Regions from separate parts of the Mus musculus genome. Here region 1 is linked to region 2. The links are chromatin loops, found by intact Hi-C in ENCODE. Cell type or tissue: left cerebral cortex. All regions are shown on one strand. Links, peaks and the distances in the headings refer to the core of each region. The heading gives the core; the rest is flanking DNA. Region 1 holds the start of Gm35493 (a long non-coding RNA gene). Region 2 overlaps Tnpo1 (transportin 1).

Region 1 (8,334 bases), core at 277-8,276, 150 kb after region 2:
AAGCGTTCTAGTCCAGTTGCTGTGATAAAACCCAAAAGCAAGCCGGAGAGGAGTGATTTATTTTATCTTACAGGTTGTGGTCCAGGGGAAGCCAAGGCAGACACTGGAAGCAGTAACCATGGAAGAAGGCTGGTTATTGCCTTGCTCCCTCCCCCTGGCTTGCTCAGTTACCTCTCTTATATAGCTCATGCCCATCTGCAGCAGGGGCCTGGGCCATCCTACATCAACTAGCAATTAAGAAAACACTAATAGACACACCTACAGGCCAATGTGATGGAGGCAATTTTTTTCATCGGAGTTTTCAGATGTGTCAAGCTGACAACAAAACTAACTAGGACGTCAGGCTTAGACAGGAAATGCACTTGCACACTTGTGTGACCTCTCCGGGCCCAGGTCTGCTGTACCTACCAGAGATGCTTACACATGGCCCATGGGATGCTTCTTGAGTCTCCAGTTCTGATTTCTAGCCTCCTGAGAAGCAACTTCTCCCATCTCTACTCTCCCTCAGCAACTGTCCTTCCCCCTCATGAAGCATACAGCGGAGTCTCAGGGCACCTCCTGAGACAGGAGATGGGTAAGGATCAGATGTGTCCGCGTCTTCTGTGGGCTTCATACGGGGGACCCTGTTGGTCCCTCCTCTCCCCTGTCATTTTGAAAAGTCCATAACATATCAAATGAGGAGGCTCAGCATTTTCTGTGCTTTCTCTCCTGGTGGGCGTTTTAAGTGGATTGCATGGGAGGGAATGACTCACGTGTGGGTCGGTAATGAAGTTTTGGAAATGAATACCTACGGAAGGATAGAGAAACTGCACGCCCGGCAGCCCTTGAGCATGCTGAGAGCTTATGCGCTGATTCTAGGGAATTACAAGAGCTCTCAATTTAGACTGATTAAAGAAGCAGGGCAGGAAAATATAATATAAAATACATGGCATAGTAATTTGCTTTTTTAAAGGCTCTGCCTCTCCTTTGCCTCCTCTGTGACAGCCGCATACCCGGATGGATGGGCATGCTCAGACATTGCGTTAGCAACACACAACAAGCTACTTCTCTCATCTCTCTGGGATCCCAAGGTGGAGTTCTGGCATAATGACTTAGGTAACGCATTTTTAACAGTAGTCCTTCAGATCTGAAGAGTGCTTTGCCTCCAGTGCATAGGCTGAAATCACTGGCCAGCGTTATGTGCTTTCTCAAAGGCTCTATGGGACCAAGCAGCATGTGTAATTCTGTGTAGCATTGTGAGAAAGTGGGCAGGATGAGAATAAGGTGTGGGCTCATTGGCTGAGGAACAAGATGGCTGGATGGTGCTGGTCCACGTCCTGTCTTTGTCCATCTGGGCTATTGCTGGCAAGGCCTTTGGCATCTGTAGGATGTCACGTGATCATAAAGCCGTTGGAGACCATGACTGCTGTGCCATATGTGTCACTTCCAGCTCTAGCTTCTGTGACAGGACTCATTCCAGTGTGCAAGACTCACCTTCCCCAGACATGCCACAGGTTGAAAAACCCGGGGCCCCCAGAGAAAGTAAAGTATTTACTTGGGGGCCACGGATTTTGCAGAGGAGAAAGCCAGACTGAATCATCCCAGTTCTAGAAACCAGAGAAATGACCCACTATGCTTTTACTTCTCAGTAGGTGTGATTTTTCAATAGTTTAAAAAAAAAAGAAATAATGAATTTTTCAAGCACTAGTCTGACCATTATGATCAGTTAAGTGTGGTAACTTCCCAACATTTAGACTGTAAGCCATTTCTCCAGAAGGGTAGGCTTGGCCCTGGTGGAAGTTCCTGGGGTAGACTTCTATGAGAGGTGTTGTGTGCGCGAGTGTGCACTGGCCTTATACCATAGTGTGGCTCAGAATGGCCTTGATACAGCAGCAGTTAGTAAATCCAGTTATGTTTTGAATGCAAAAACTCACCCACCATTCTCACATTGTTAAGAGAGGGAGGGTATATTCTGATCCAACAGTCACTTGGTCATCTTCTTGGCTAAGTAGCAGAGCAAAAAGATTGGACTTATCCAGGCAGTGGTAACGCACACCTTTAATCCCAACACTTGGGAGGCAGAGGCAGGCGGATTTCTGAGTTCGAGGCCAGCCTGGTCTACAGAGTGAGTTCTAGGACAGCCAGGGCCATACAGAGAAACCCTGTCTCTAAAGCACATAAGTAAATAAATAGGTTAGTAAGTAAGTAAGTAAGTAAATAAATAACTAAATGGTTAGATGTGTGACTACACTGAGGGAGGATGCCTTGACCAAGGGTAGCATATGTGATCAGATCCCAGCAGTCACTGCTGCTCACCATTGCTTCCCCACCCCCACCCCACCGCCCTGAGGACTCAGCATTCTTCACTGCACAACTGCTGGGGGTGTTAATTGTCAACGTCTCACAGCTTATACTGAAGACAGCTGCTGAACTGAGGTCACCGTTGGATACTACCGGCAGCCAGCGCCTGGCCCCTCACTCCACCCGGGATGACTCTGCAAGGCCAGTCAGTTCTGGAGCCCCAGTGGGACATTGACTGGGGCCTGATTATAGTTTGGCATATTCTTGTGGCTAATTCTGCTGCTCTTTCCTCTGCATACTCAATGTGTTGTTCCACTCTCCATCCCAGCAGCAGCTACCCAAGAGCCTGGCCTGCAATATGTCTTCCTTTCTCCCAATCCTGAGATAGCAGGCTCTTTAAAATCCCCACTGATCGTCTTTAATTGCTAACAGCAAGTTTCTTGGCAAGGACTTTGGGGAAAGATCTGAATATGGAGGACCAAGGGTGGCTGTTTGCCAATACTGATCCATGTGGACATATCATTTTCAAAATTGCCTTCCAGGACAAAGTCATGCAAAGGGTAAGTGAGCTGGCAGCCACAGAATGCAGAGAAAAGGATGTGGTGCTGCAAATTAAGAGGAAATCCCACCACATACCAAAGTATTTCAGCCTCCTCCCCAAGTGCTCCCATCTGTCTCATAATGAATAGCGTGTATCAGGAACTAATGGTCACAGACAGCCACATGATCTGTGTTGGGGGTGACACACAGATGCCAAGACTGCTGTCGTGCAAAGGACGTTACAGCTGGATCCTGCTGTCCGACAAAGGTGTTGGGTCTCTGTATTTTTAAGTGCAGGTTCGCAAGCAGGGGAAAAATCTAGCGAAAGCCACGTTGAATGTGCTGTAAGTTTTCTTTCAGCTTAGAGTCATCTGGGAAGAGAAAACTTCACCTGAGACACTGCCTCCACCAGGTTGTCTTATAGGCAAGCCTATGGGAGATGTTTTCTTGATTAATGATTGAAGTCTGAGGGCCTTGCCCACTGCTGGTGGTACCACCCCTCCGCGGGTGGTTCTGGGAGGTTAAAGAGAGAGAGAGAGAGAGAGAGAGAGAGAGAGAGAGAGAGAGAGAGAGAGAAAACAAACAGGAACAAACAATGGGGAGCAAGCCTGTCAGTAAGCAGTGGTCCTCCTTAGCCCCTCCTTCAATTCCTACCTCATGGTCCCTGTCTTGACTTCCCTCAGTGAGGGACTGTGATGTGTCCCTCTAAACAAAGTGTACACTAAACAAATCCTTTCCTTCCCCAGTTGCTGCTTTTGTCCTGTTACTCATCACAGCCACAGAATGCAAACTAGGACACTAGACTTCAGCAGCCGTATCACTTCTGATGGCCAGGAGGATGTTGGGTACAAGTCGTGACGAATTGGCAGAGCTCTGGGATAGAAATCTGTAACTTGATCAAACTTGCTGTAGGTATTGCCCAGTGAATTCAAAAGCCCTTGAGAACGTGAATTTTATTTTATTTTTACAAAGCGTCATGTGTTTTATACATTAACATTGAATTATGTACTCACTTCATTATAGCTTTCCTACACAGCTCTCCAGGGGATGGTGATCCACACAGCACTGTGGCGTTTCCAGCTTGCTTTTCTTCATTAAGAAGATCGTGTGAGGGATAAACCTGACATGAGGCTCGGGGACGCTCTCCGGCTACTGAAATTGGATGTTAACCAGGTCAAAAGACTCCTCCCAGCAAGACTCACTTACCAGCAGGTGTCCCATTGTGTCCCCATGTCTTCCCATTTCCATTTGCACTTAGAAAAGCTTATTAATTTTTTTTATCTTCCCTTAGGAATATCAGCTTGTAAAACATAGCGTGAGAGATGTTTGAAGGATGGCCACCCTCTGTCTGATGCCCTGGAGGAGACCAGAGAGTCCTGCTGGCAGGGAATGAACTACTGCCTCAGGAACAAATAGTGATGGAGAAGAGGCTTGTAGCTCCCATATTCTTATTTCTGTTGAAGGGAAGAATAACTTTAGGGTACCAGTTCTTAGTGAGCAGACCCTCTGAGATTAGTGCAAGGTCTTATTGCTCTTAGGTCCAATACAGCATGACTAGCCACATATCGTTTCTCAGAGCAGCTGAATTCTTTCAGGGGTGGCTCTGCTGTTATACCTCTGTATATTCTTTCTAGGCTGCAATCTGTGGCTCTGCATGCAGTAAATATCCCACAAAGTCTAATTTGGGGAGTATAGCATGTATCAGCACACTGGAGTTGGCTTGGCGTTTCTGCTTCCACTAGGAGGCCAGGAGACTCTTTTTCCTTAAGTACTTTACAATCCTTCAGAATTTTTCACTTTTCCTCTTGGAGGGAGAAAATGGAGCTGGAGACCCTCATGAGGCAGAGCTAATTTGAACTTGGAGAGAATGGGGAATTCCACGGCTTTGGAGAAAGGCACGGGGACGAGAATGCATTTCACATCAAACATTTGGATTCAAGGGGTGGTCTCCATGTGGGGCAAAACTGCAACAGCTTTTGTATGTAACTTAAAGAAAAAAAAAGAACTATTTTCCCGTTCACTGCAAGGAAGCTGCTGGATCCACGTTAGCGGTGAATTAGGCTCCATTCCCCAGCAAAGCTTTCAGGCCACAGTCAAGTACAACACTGAACAGCCCCTACACTGGCTCTGCTCGCAAGTGTGTGCTCAACTTTGGAAGCTAAAACAACTGAAATCAAAACCATATAAAAACAATGTATGGTGTGTATTTCTGTAAGAAACGTGCCCTCAAGTTCTCTATTCAATTTTAAGACCAGTGAGGTCGTAGAAATGTTTCCCAAGAAGCATCTATTTCCCAGGAACACACAGGAGACAGAGTTGGTGTTGCAACTAGTAATAGCAGTGTCTTTACATTTTCATGGTTCATCTCTTATTCAGAGAGCTCAGTGAACCACTAATACTAAACATTGTTAATGTTTTCGCTCTCTCCATTCAGACTTTATGTAGTTTTCTATCAAATTTTGGACTGCATAGCAGCAGACTGGTTTGTTGTTGTTGTTGCTGTTTTAGCTTTCAGTTACTTTTATGAAATATTTGGAGATATGTGACTTATCATGAAAAATGCTTGATTTTGGCTCACAGTTTTGAAGGCTTTGGTCCATATTTAGCTGGCTCATTGCTTTGAGCCTGTGACAAAAGGGCATATCATGGTGAAGATAGATTATAGGCTGTGGCGGGTGCATAGTGGAGCAAAACTGTTCATTTCATGGCCAGGAAGCAAAGAGCAAGAAGAAGAGATTGTGGGTCTTAAATAGTGTTTCTATTGCCTTCAAAGAGACACCACGACCATGGCAACTATTTTTATTGATTCTTTGTAAATTTTGCATTATGTACCCCAATCATAATTTTGCATTATGTCCCATCCCTCCATATCCACCCTTTACCCATGCAACCTTCCTACCTGTCTCAGTTAGGGTTGTATTGCTGTAACCAGACACCATGACCAAGGCAACTCTTAACTGGGGCTGGCTTACAGGTTCAGAGGTTCATTCCATTATCATCAAGGTGGGAACATGGGAGCATCCAGGCAGGCATGGTGCAGGAGGAGCTGAGAGTTCTACATCTTCATCTGAAGGCTGCTAGCCAAATACTGACTTCCGGGCAGCTAGGATGAGCATCTTAAAGCCCACACTTACAGTGACACACCTACTCCAACTAATACTCCTTCTAATAGTGCTACTCCATGGGCTGAGCATATACAAACCATCACACCACCAAAGAAGACAGACAGACAGACGGATGGATGGAGGGAGGGACTCACCATGGAATCTGCACTGTGTCACGGTGTGTTACACAGTATACCCTTTTGGATCACGGCATCTCTTATAAAAGAAAACATTTAATTGGGGCTGGCTTACAGTTTCAGTGGTTTAGTCTGTTATTATCATGGTGGGAAGCATAGTGTCTGTCATTCAGGAAGACATGGTGCTGGAGAAGGATCAAAGAGTTCTACAATTTGATTCACAGGCAGCAGAAGGAGACTGTGGCCACTCTGGGTGTAGCTTGAGCATGAGACTTCAAAGCCCGACCCCACAACGACACACTTCCTTTAGCAATGCCACACTTTCTAACAGCGCCACTCCCTGTGGTCAAGCATTCAAACACATTCGTCTATGAGGGCCATTACCATTCAAGCCACCACATAGGGGTTTCACAATTTCCTTCAAAGACTTGCCCAATGACCTAAAGTCCTTCCCCTTGGTGTTCAACTTTGTTGCTATTGGCCTATTGGATGGAACTCCCACTCAAGGGGCCTTGGCTTTTGAAGCTAGTGGTGGCACTGGCTTTTGTTTGTGAAGCAAAGGCTGGAAGCCTGTGGGTAAACTCTCTGTGAACTTTTTTTTTTTTAAAGCACCTTTCTATTCAGTCAGACATTATTACTTGAGCTAGAGGAAGCATCACCTGACCTTGTCCTTTGTTCTTGGTTTCATGGTAATTGCAGCTCTTGCCCCTCACTGGCAACATCAGTGAAGAGGAGACCAAAGAGCAAGGGAGATCCTATTGTCTGTGTGCTTCTTCTGGGGCTCCACTGGTGATGGGAAAGCATGGGCCTGAGTCTCACTATCTTTATTTGTAAGCAAACATTGCTCTCTTCACTCAACCTGCAGATAACCTGTGGCAAATGAAGTCATTGTAACAACTCTGTAAAAAAGGTGACGCACATTTTGCCTATGTCACCTGTTTTGTGAAGTGCCGTGAACTGTCTGCCACCTCATTTTCTGTCTCAGTTTTGGCCTCTATTTTTGCAGGCTGAGACCTGGCTCCTACTGTCTCCTAACTGAGAGTGTTTAAAATGTTCTATTTCAGCAGTCAGTTTTGAGACCTAAATCAGAGGGGCTGAACCTCGTTCCAGCGTTATAAAGAGGCCAAGAGGAAACTGCTCCCCACAAACCATCTTTAGTACAAAGACCCAGCATATCTGAAGGGCGAATGACTCAAGTTGTCTAGAAAAACTATGGTTGGTGGCGCTACCTCAGAGAGAAGGACTCTTGACCTTGGAGCTGTCGCTGACATTTATTTGGGGTCCAGGGGAAATAAACACATCTTTCATAACTTAAATATGCCCAACTCACTCTAAGCCCGTGGATAGTCACCGCACATCTGATATTCGTAACTAGCCCGTAAGACTTGGCTACTGCTTTATGCTAAGGTTGCGAGTGGTTGCTGGATTCCGTCCTGTAACAAAGATGTTGGCCATGACTGGAAATCCCTGGGAGACTGTGAAGAGCTTCCGCGGGAGGCTGGCTGCTCTTCTCTGTTTGCTTCAGGGCTGCAAAGAAGCAGATGCCAATGGCTGAGGAGTCCCGCTCTGGGCAGGGCACCAGCATAGCCCGCCCTTGTCCCGCGTGTCTTAAGCCTGATCTCCCCACTGCTGCTTTTCATCGTGGGTCCTCAATGCCCTCATTCTCACAGCACACCTTGGTTTAAAAAGCAACAACAACTATAACAACAAAAAACTCCCATAACACTCAGTCATGAGTAAAGTCATGGTTGCTTTGACTCCCAGGACCCTTGATGGATGTAGCTGTTGGGATAAGGAACATCTCTTCTTGGAACAAATCTCCTTCTGAGACATTTTATTTTGTCTTAAACGATTTTTATTTTATGTATATGAGTGTTTGTCTGCATGCTTGTATGAGCACCACGCCCAGTGTGAGAAAGCAAGATGACAGTGTCAGACCCCCTGGAGTTGAAGGCACAGAAGGTTCTGAGTTGACATTTGGTTGCTGGGAAACAAACTGAGACCTCTGCAGGAGCATTAATTGCTCTGAGTCATCTCTTCAGCCACCTCTTGAAGTGTTATTAAAATAAAAACACCTAAAATATTTTTGTTTGAAAAAAAAGTTTTTTAACCTTCGGGTAAAGACAGCAGTGTCTGGAACAGGAGAATCCATTGATAGAGTCGAAATAACCCAAAACAAAACAAAAGAGGGATGGCTATCTTCCCAATGTCTGTGATCTTCTGCAAGAGCCACGTGTCACTTTGAAACCTGATGCTGGTCCCTGAGCCATCCA
Region 2 (8,334 bases), core at 118-8,117:
TTAGAAGACATTTCAAACCATAAGACTGAAAAGAGGAGATGGAGGAAGTGTGGCCGGCAGGACAGAGCCCAAGAGCTTTGCAGTATTAAGATGTCAGTGAAAAGACAAAACTACCGGCAAAGCAGTTACAAGGAGCCCACACTGGGGGGATGAATAATGAGTGTGGTAACCTGGAAAGCAAAGAAGCAAGTTTGTCAAGATGAAGGGGAGGAAATGGCTGGGACAGATGCTGCCAATACAATTTGAGAACTAGGAAAATCACCACAGGTGTACCTGAGGAGGCATTGGCTAATCTGGTGGAGGCAAAGACCTGACTGACTGCAGAAAGATTAAGAGAATCCTGGAGGAGCAAGTTGGTAATAGCAAGTGTTGACAATTCTGCTGAAGTGGGCCGATTCTTAGGGCGAGAGAAGTACAGTCATTCCCCCTTGAACAACAGTTCTCCAGCTGTTGATTCAACCAAGGGCAGACTGAAAAGGAGGGCAAATAAAACCTGTGTCTAGTAAACATGACTCAGACTTTTTATTTCCTAAGCAATACAGTAAGGATATCAGCCATTAACGTAGAATTTACATTCAGTATTATAAATCATCTAAAAATAATTATGAGAATATGAGAGTGCATATACGTTCTATACAAATACTTTGCCACATTATAAAAGGGATTTGTACATCTGTAAATCTTGTTACCCTTGTGAGGGGAAGTGGGGTGTCCTAGAAACAATGCTTCACAAACATTGAGATGACTATAGTAGCATGTCTGTCTGCTTAGAGAAATGGTTTCATAATGAAAATAAGCCAGACATTTAGTGGTACATACTTTTAGTCCCTGCACTTGGGAGCAGAGGCAGGCAGATCTCTGTGAGTTTAGGGTCAGCCTGTTCTACAGTGAGTTCCAGGCTAGCCAGGGGACTACACATTGAAACTGTCTCCAAAACAAACCAACCAACCAACAACAACAAAAAAGAGCATTCATGAGTGAAAAAATGACAAGGGAAGGCCAGGACTGCTCCTAGGCATGGTGGAGGACAAAGTTTGTTGTAGACAGGAAGGAGAGTACACTGGGACAGCCCAGAACACTCATAACCTTGAGTCATTTGAGAAGAACCAGGTGCAGCAGCCAAGAGGCAAACGTACAAAAGGGGCGGGTAACCAAAATGGTGGACAGGTAGGGAGAGACTGAGAGCCTGGCATCCAGGTCTACTTTGTTTTAAGCAGATGAGAGAAGATGGATCTAGTACAAAAGCAGACAACAGGACGCTAAGATCACAGGCAGGAGACAGCACATACTAACACAGATGCTTGTAAGTTCCTGGGGGTGGCAGGAGTGTGGACACTTTCTTCACATCACTTCAGTTTGCTTAGCAAAGTAGAAAGCTAAGTCATGGGCTTGAAGTGAGGATGGGAGAAGAGACATGAATTTGTAAAAAGAGAAGCCATGAAACTTTGCATTACTGGGACTATTGATGCTGGTTAGCTGGAGCTAAGAAATTAGCGGTGATTAAGAAGAGACCAGCAACCAGGCGTGATGGCGCACGCCTTTAATCCCAGCACGCGGGAGGCAGAGGCAGGCGGATTTCTGAGTTCGAGGCCAGCCTGGTCTACAAAGTGAGTTCCAGGACAGCCAGGGCTATACAGAGAAACCCTGTCTTGAAAAACCACAAAAGAAAAAAAAAAAAAAAAAAGGAAGAGACCAGCATCATTGAGGTGACATCTTTTGGGAAGTGTTTTCTGAGAGCACAGTGGCTGCATTCCAGATATAGCCAAAGTTGTACCTTGTGCTGTGGCTGGACTTGGTAATGTGTAAGGGTCACCCAGGTGGTACTGGTTTTGAAGGCATGAAGGTGTCATGAAGAACATCTGAGGCTTGGCACTGTGAGAGGTCATGGAAGGCCATTGGAGAAGGTATAGCCTCAGCTGTAGTTGATGGCCCAGGACTGAAGGGGTCATGCAGCGTTTTGGAGATGCCAGTACCATGAGATGACCACCAAGAGCAGCAGCAGCAGTGGAGTACAGGCATCTGGAGCCTAAAGGATGATGTGTGTGCTACAAAGGGCATGGCTGGAAAAGTGACCCAAGCCCTTGGAGGAGCCCAGAAGATCGTAAGTTGGATCCCAGACATTGGACGGTTGGAGATTGACTTTTGCTTTTGATTGTAACTGTGCCCTGATATTTTCCCTCTTGAAGGAAGAAACTGTTTTAGTGGAGCCCACGGTTAAGAGACTTTTAATTGTAAAAAGACTTTGGATTTTAAAAGAGATGGATATTTTAAAGAGATTGAAAATTTAAGAATATGTAAAGACTGTGGGACTTTTAAAGTTATTTAGATCTTTTAAAGTTATTTCACTTAGTAGTAGAAAGGAAATCCAGGAACACCAGGCATCATGCAGGCCATGAGATTTATGGTCAAGTGAGGTTCTACAGTTGTACAGTTTGTCCACATACAGGCTCACAGAAGCAAGTGCAAAACAAAGCACAGAACTGGTCTTAACTGGGCCCCTGGTTCTGCCAAACAACAAAAATAAGCAAAAAAAAAAAAAAAAAGAAAGAAAACAAGGAAGGAGATCCAAAATTCCATGACTAACTGTGGAATTTAAGCTGAGTGAAGGCCATGTAAAACAGAGTGAAAACAAGACAGCAAGTGGCCAGGAGACAGGGATGGGTGTGGGGTGCTCCACGATCCAGAAGCTGGTGTGAGGGACTGGGCGTAAACCACAAAGGCAGGAGTAGAGGTCACAGGGTGGAACACCATGCAAGAGTAACTACAGAAGTGCAAACTACTGCCTGATCTCACTAGGTATTATGCATGCTAGGGTATAAAACAACCCATTACACTCCTGGTGACTTCAATATACAAAGAGCAGGTGGTACTAGAAACAAAAAGGTATGTAGGCATTCATGACATAACCTAAGGCTGGGGCTTTGGGGAGAGAATAGTCTAAAAGCAGGAAAGAGACTTCAAGTTGTTGTTCTCACTTCTAGGAAATATGAAAAATTATGCAAAATCAACCAACTAACTGAGGTACAACTGTGCCAGGTTCCCAGCAAGATAAGAAAGGAAGCCCAGGCACAGTGGCACATGGGGAGGCAGAAGTAGGACTATGAGTTTGAGACCAGCCTGAGAAACAGAGGGAATGCCTACATAATCAGGAGAAAGTAGATGGATAGGAGATGGCGATGGAGAAAGAAGGGCATGTGTTCAGGGGCTAGAGAGCTGTCATAGCATTGTTCTTGCTCAAGACCCAGGTTCCATTCCCGGCGTGCACATGACACCTCACAACCTTCTGTTATTCTAGTCCCAAGGGATCCGAAACCCTTTCTGACCTTCCCTGGCACAGGCTGGCATATGGTGCACATATCTGCATACAGGCCAAGCACTCATACACATAAAATAAATAAATCTAAGAAATATTTTTAAAAGAAGAAAGAATATGTTGAAAGGGGTGGTGGAGCTGGCTCAGTGGTCAAGAGCACTTGCTGAGGACCCAGGTTCAACACCCACAGGGTCACACTCACAACAATCCCTAACTCCAGATCAAGTGGACTGGATGTCTTCTGACTTCCGCAGGCACCAAATATGTACAATGCATATTCATACATGTAAGCATAACACTCACACATAAAAATAAAATAAATAACCCTTAAAGAAAAACACAAAAATATGCTGAAAGTTCTTTTTGGTAGGTAGACAGTAAACCCCAGAGGACACAAAATAAAGGTTAAGAAGGGTTAAGATGGGGAGGTGGGTGGGAAATTCGACTATGAACAGACATGTTACAAATCTGATAAATGAAATGCAGATGAAGGCTGACGAGGAACCAGGAGCCTCTGCAGTTACTGACAAAGACATCCTGACACCTGACTCATCCATCTTGTTAAGAAATGGAAGCTACTATGGTAAAATGGTTTTACTTTAAAATACCTAGGTTGGGTGTGGTGGCATATACCCACATGTGGTATATTTAATTTCAGCACTTGGGAGGCAGAAGCAAGAGGATCTCTCTGTGAGTTCCAGGCCAGCAGGATCTATGTAGTAAGTCCTAGGCCAGCCAGGATTATACAGAGAGCCTGTGGCAATAAGAACAAGAATAAAGTAAGTAATTGAGCGGTTTTCCTTTTTATGTATTTCATAATCTGAAAAACCCATTTTGTTCTTGATGATTTATACACGTAATGAACATGTTTCATTTCAAAATTTCAATAGTTTATTCTAGTATAATGTGAATTAAAACACTTGAGGCAAATCTGACCACACCAGTTAGTGTCGTTGCTGTCTGAAACTGCTTTGCACTACAATGGCAAGGCTAGTATGGACCAGAGAGTAGAAAATATCTATAATCTGCCACGTATGCTCAGTGGACCAAGAACACAGTAGGTGCTTACCTCCTGCACACACAGAGGAATGGGCTTCCAGCTCCCAACGCGCCAGCTGCACTCTACTCTTCATGGACCTCTCCTAGGCCTCCCTGGGCTACAGCAAACCTGTCGGCCTCTGACAGTGCTTGTGGCATCCTCTGCTCACATCTCTCTCCACAGCTACTGCACCAGCCAGCCAAGGCGACCCGAGCTTGTGCTCTCTGCAGCTGAGGGAGCCGACTTCTAAGAGTTTACTGCTTTAACTTGCTGACTTCAGAAAACCGTGTTTACTAAATATTTCCTTCTCTTGTTAAATACTGGTGTATATGTGTGTCTGTCCAGAGAGAGCTTCACTGCTGAGTGTGCCTGGGTAACTGGCCTGCGAGCTTCCAGGGAGTCGCCTGCCTCTCCCTCGCATCGCTGTAGGAGAAGCTGATTCCAGGGCTTCACGTGTTCTGGGACCTAAGCTCGCTCGCTTTCATGGCAAGCACCTGACCCATGGAGCCACCTCCTCAGCTCAGTTAGTTTTCAAAAATGTTAATCCCTAATGGAAACAAATGAAAGTTGACTCTGTAACTCGATGTTCACTTTTTAATGATGTGATTGTCATTATTGTTAAGCATTTGCTTACAGAAATACAACAGTTTGGAACATTCAATTATTTCTCTCCTATAATTTCTTTTGTTAGGAAAGACAAAAGTGATAGGAAGGACCTGTGTCCTTTCTGGGACAAGCACTTCTGGTGGGCGTGAAGGAGGAGTGCAATGTACTATCTCATCACTGTTTCAGTCAGCTGTAAAATGCAACCCACGTGCATGTATGTGGGGTTTGCCTTCCTTCTGTTTTCCTTCTGTTTTCAGCATGAAATCTTCTATCCTTCTTATGTTAAACAGCTCTAGTCTTCTTGGCTTATTTTCCATTAAGACTTTCATTTATTTCACCAGGAATGGGCTTCATCGAGTATAGTTTTCAATTCAATTACTTAATGGGCCTTTAAACTTCTCTTAGTCACTAAATTTAATCAAATTTGTGACTTCTTTGGTTTTTCTCTTTGCCATTTGTTGGAGAGCATTACTAAGAATGCTGAGCCCACATATTGTTGCTGCAACCATTTCAGAATCCAGATGTCTCTCTATATATATTATATATCTCTATGTATACAATTAGATTTCCTCCTGGTAAAGATTTTTTTTTTCCATTTTCTAAAATGTGGAAAGTTAAGGTCTGTCTGGTTTAATTTTGTAACTTAACCATTCATTACTTGGAGTATGTACTACACAGAAATGTACAAGTAGTATCTTTTAGACAGACAGACAGACCTAGATTCAGAGTCAGGCTTGCATATCTAGCCCTTGTGCAAAATGCATCTCCACCTTTTCCCATCAATCAGAGAAAAATAATTTCCATGTGTAACACAGAACTATGATGATGAGAATTCGGTATAAGAAATGATATGTAGCAGACAGATGACTACAGGTACCTCCTGACTACAATGGAAAGGAGCACTAATTCAGTCCCCCTCCTTCTCCTTTGTCGCCCAACAGTGGTGCATTAGCATTATGCTGCTTCTATTTATTTCATAAACATTACCAAATTCCCTCAAGCAAGCCTAGCATAGTAGTGAACATCTATTACCTTTGCACAGGGACGATGGCGGCAGAAGGGGACGATCTGAGGCTAACCCTGAGCAACAGAGGCTGTCTTCAAACAAACAACAGCAGCCCTAACGGTAGAGGCTTGTAAGCACAAGCTAAAGCAAGAGGATGAAGAGTGTAAGGGTTGCCTGGACTAGAGTGAGTTCAAGGTCAGCGCGCATAACTTAGTCCATCCTCAACATGTAGCCTGCATGAGGTCATGAGCTCAATCTCTAACACTACTCACACAGACAGTAACAGCAATAAAGATCAAACCACCACCAAGAGCAGAGCAGAGCGGTCCACAACATTAATCCAAGCACTCAGAAGGCAGAGGCAGACCTCGGTGAGATGGAAGCTAGTCTGGTCTTCTGAAAGTGTTCCTGTACAGCCAGGGCTACAGAGAGGGGCCCTGTCTCAAACCACCACCATGAAAAATAAACCTGCTGTCTTAGTTAGGGTTTTACTGCTGTAAACAGGCACCATGACCAAGACAAGTCTTATAAGGATAAACATTTAATTGGGGCTGGATTACAGGTTCTGAGGTTTAGTTCAGTATTATCAAGGCAGGAACGAGGCAGCATCCAGGCAGACATGGTATAGGAGGAGCTCAGAGTTCTGTATCTTCATCTGAAGGCTGCTAACAAAATACTGACTTCCAGGCAGCTAGGATGAGGGTCTTAAGCCCATGCCCACAGTGACTCACCTACTCCAATAGGCCACAACTATTCCAACAGGGACACACCCTCTAATAGTGCCACTCCCTGGGCCAAGCATATACAAACCATCACATTCCACTCCCTGGCTCCCATAGACTTATTCAAACACATGAGTCTATGGGGGCCATATCTAGCCATAGCATAAAAGTACATTTAGTCCAACTTCAAAAGTCCCCAGTCTGTAGTGGTCTCAACAATGTTAAAATTTCAAACTTCAAAGTCTCTTCTGAGATTCATCCAATCACTGAACTGTAATCCCCAAAGCAAGGCAGAAAACCAGCTGAGCCAATTCCAAACTCTGCATCTCCAAGGCTGATGTCAAAGCAGTCTTCAGATCTCCAACTCCTTTTTCATCTGTGTTGAAACTGCTTTCTCCTGGGCTGGTTCCACTCCTGTTAGCAGCTTTCATGGCTCTGGCATCTTTAGTATCTTGGGGTCTCCAAGTCAACTTCAACTTCACAGATTCTTGTTTCAATATCTGAGATCCACACATGATCTTCTGGGTTCCTCGAAAGGGCTGGCATCACTTCTCCAGCTCTGCCCTCTGTAGCACCCTAAGCTCAGGTTGATCCACTCCACTGCCATAGCTGTTCTTGGTGATCAGCCAAGAACATCCCCAATATTCTGAGGCCTTCTGCTGCAACTCGGCTTTACCAATCGCCTCTCATAGGCTCTCTTCATGGTGCCAAGTCTCAAATCCTTCAGTCCTGTGCCATTAACTGCAACCGAGGCTGCACCTTCACCAATGGCCTTCCATGGCTTCTCACAATGCCAAGCCTCAGCTGTTCTTCATGACTTCTTCATGTCTTCAAACCAGTACCACCTGAGTGACCCTTCAAGTACAGCAGCAGCAGGAGGTATAACCTTGGCTATATCCAGAACACAGCTGCTTTGTGCTCACAGAAAACACTGCCCAGAAGATTTCACCTCTGTGATACTGACTTCCAGGAAGCTAGGACAAAGCTCAAGCCCACGGTGACACACCTACTCCAATAGGCCATACCTACTCCAACAGGAGCACACCTTCTACTAGTGCCACTCCCTGGTCCGAGCATACACAAACCATCACACTTGCCTTAAGCAAAAGTAACCAGACAATATGAATTCAGAAACGTGAATGATACCCAGCATCTCAAAGAAACATCTAAAGTGCAGCTAATTGTCTCATGCACAAAGATGTTCGGTGTAGTGATTATGTAACTACAAAAAACAATTAAAAACTCTTTAAGAGAAATTCACACAAACATTACACATTCATAAAAAAACAAACAATATCACTTATTAGCTTAAGAAAATGCAAGCAGAAAATTACTTATGCAATAAAATCTCAACTGTGTAAATATACACATTTGTAGAAAATACACTGAAGGGCTTAGATAAATTACTGTACCATCCTGAAATTGGCAATTTTAAGTTTATTTCTCATAGTTATAAAAAACACTGAAAACGATGATGACGAGAACATTAGTGATTTGTGGAGCATCGACTCCATGTGGGCCTGGTTCTGAGAGCTTCCTAAGTGAACTCAGTTCTCAGAACACAACCGAGATGATGTAACCTGTTTCACGTTACACTGACAATTACAAAGGGCCTGGCTTAGATTGCCCATCCACATGCAGGACAAGC

The links. A loop is a pair of places that touch in the nucleus more often than their neighbours do. Peaks named below come from ENCODE experiments on the same cell type or tissue, not always from the same donor. Only the 100,000 strongest peaks of a DNase experiment are listed, where the experiment ranks them.
Region 1: a loop joins it to region 2, with 1.9 times the contacts of the local background. A loop is called at or near these places in 3 of 42 quality-filtered maps.

What each region holds. Positions count from the first base shown.
Region 1 is chr13:99,069,213-99,077,546 of GRCm38, forward strand. It overlaps Gm35493 (a long non-coding RNA gene), which reads left to right and starts at 3,850. Exons shown (of 2, transcript XR_382813.1): 1 at 3,850-3,993; 2 at 4,112-4,822. 2310020H05Rik (RIKEN cDNA 2310020H05 gene) reads right to left here. Exons shown (of 6, transcript NR_045495.1): 6 at 7,316-7,588. In left cerebral cortex, for the core only: a CTCF peak has its summit at 4,573; DNase peaks (open chromatin) are centred at 766 and 3,642.
Region 2 is chr13:98,915,361-98,923,694 of GRCm38, forward strand. The region is part of intron 1 of Tnpo1 (transportin 1); the gene reads right to left. Among named protein-coding and RNA genes, the nearest start is that of Gm52051, 4.9 kb to the right of the region's middle. In left cerebral cortex, for the core only: a CTCF peak has its summit at 309; DNase peaks (open chromatin) are centred at 4,716 and 5,152; H3K27ac peaks cover 813 bases.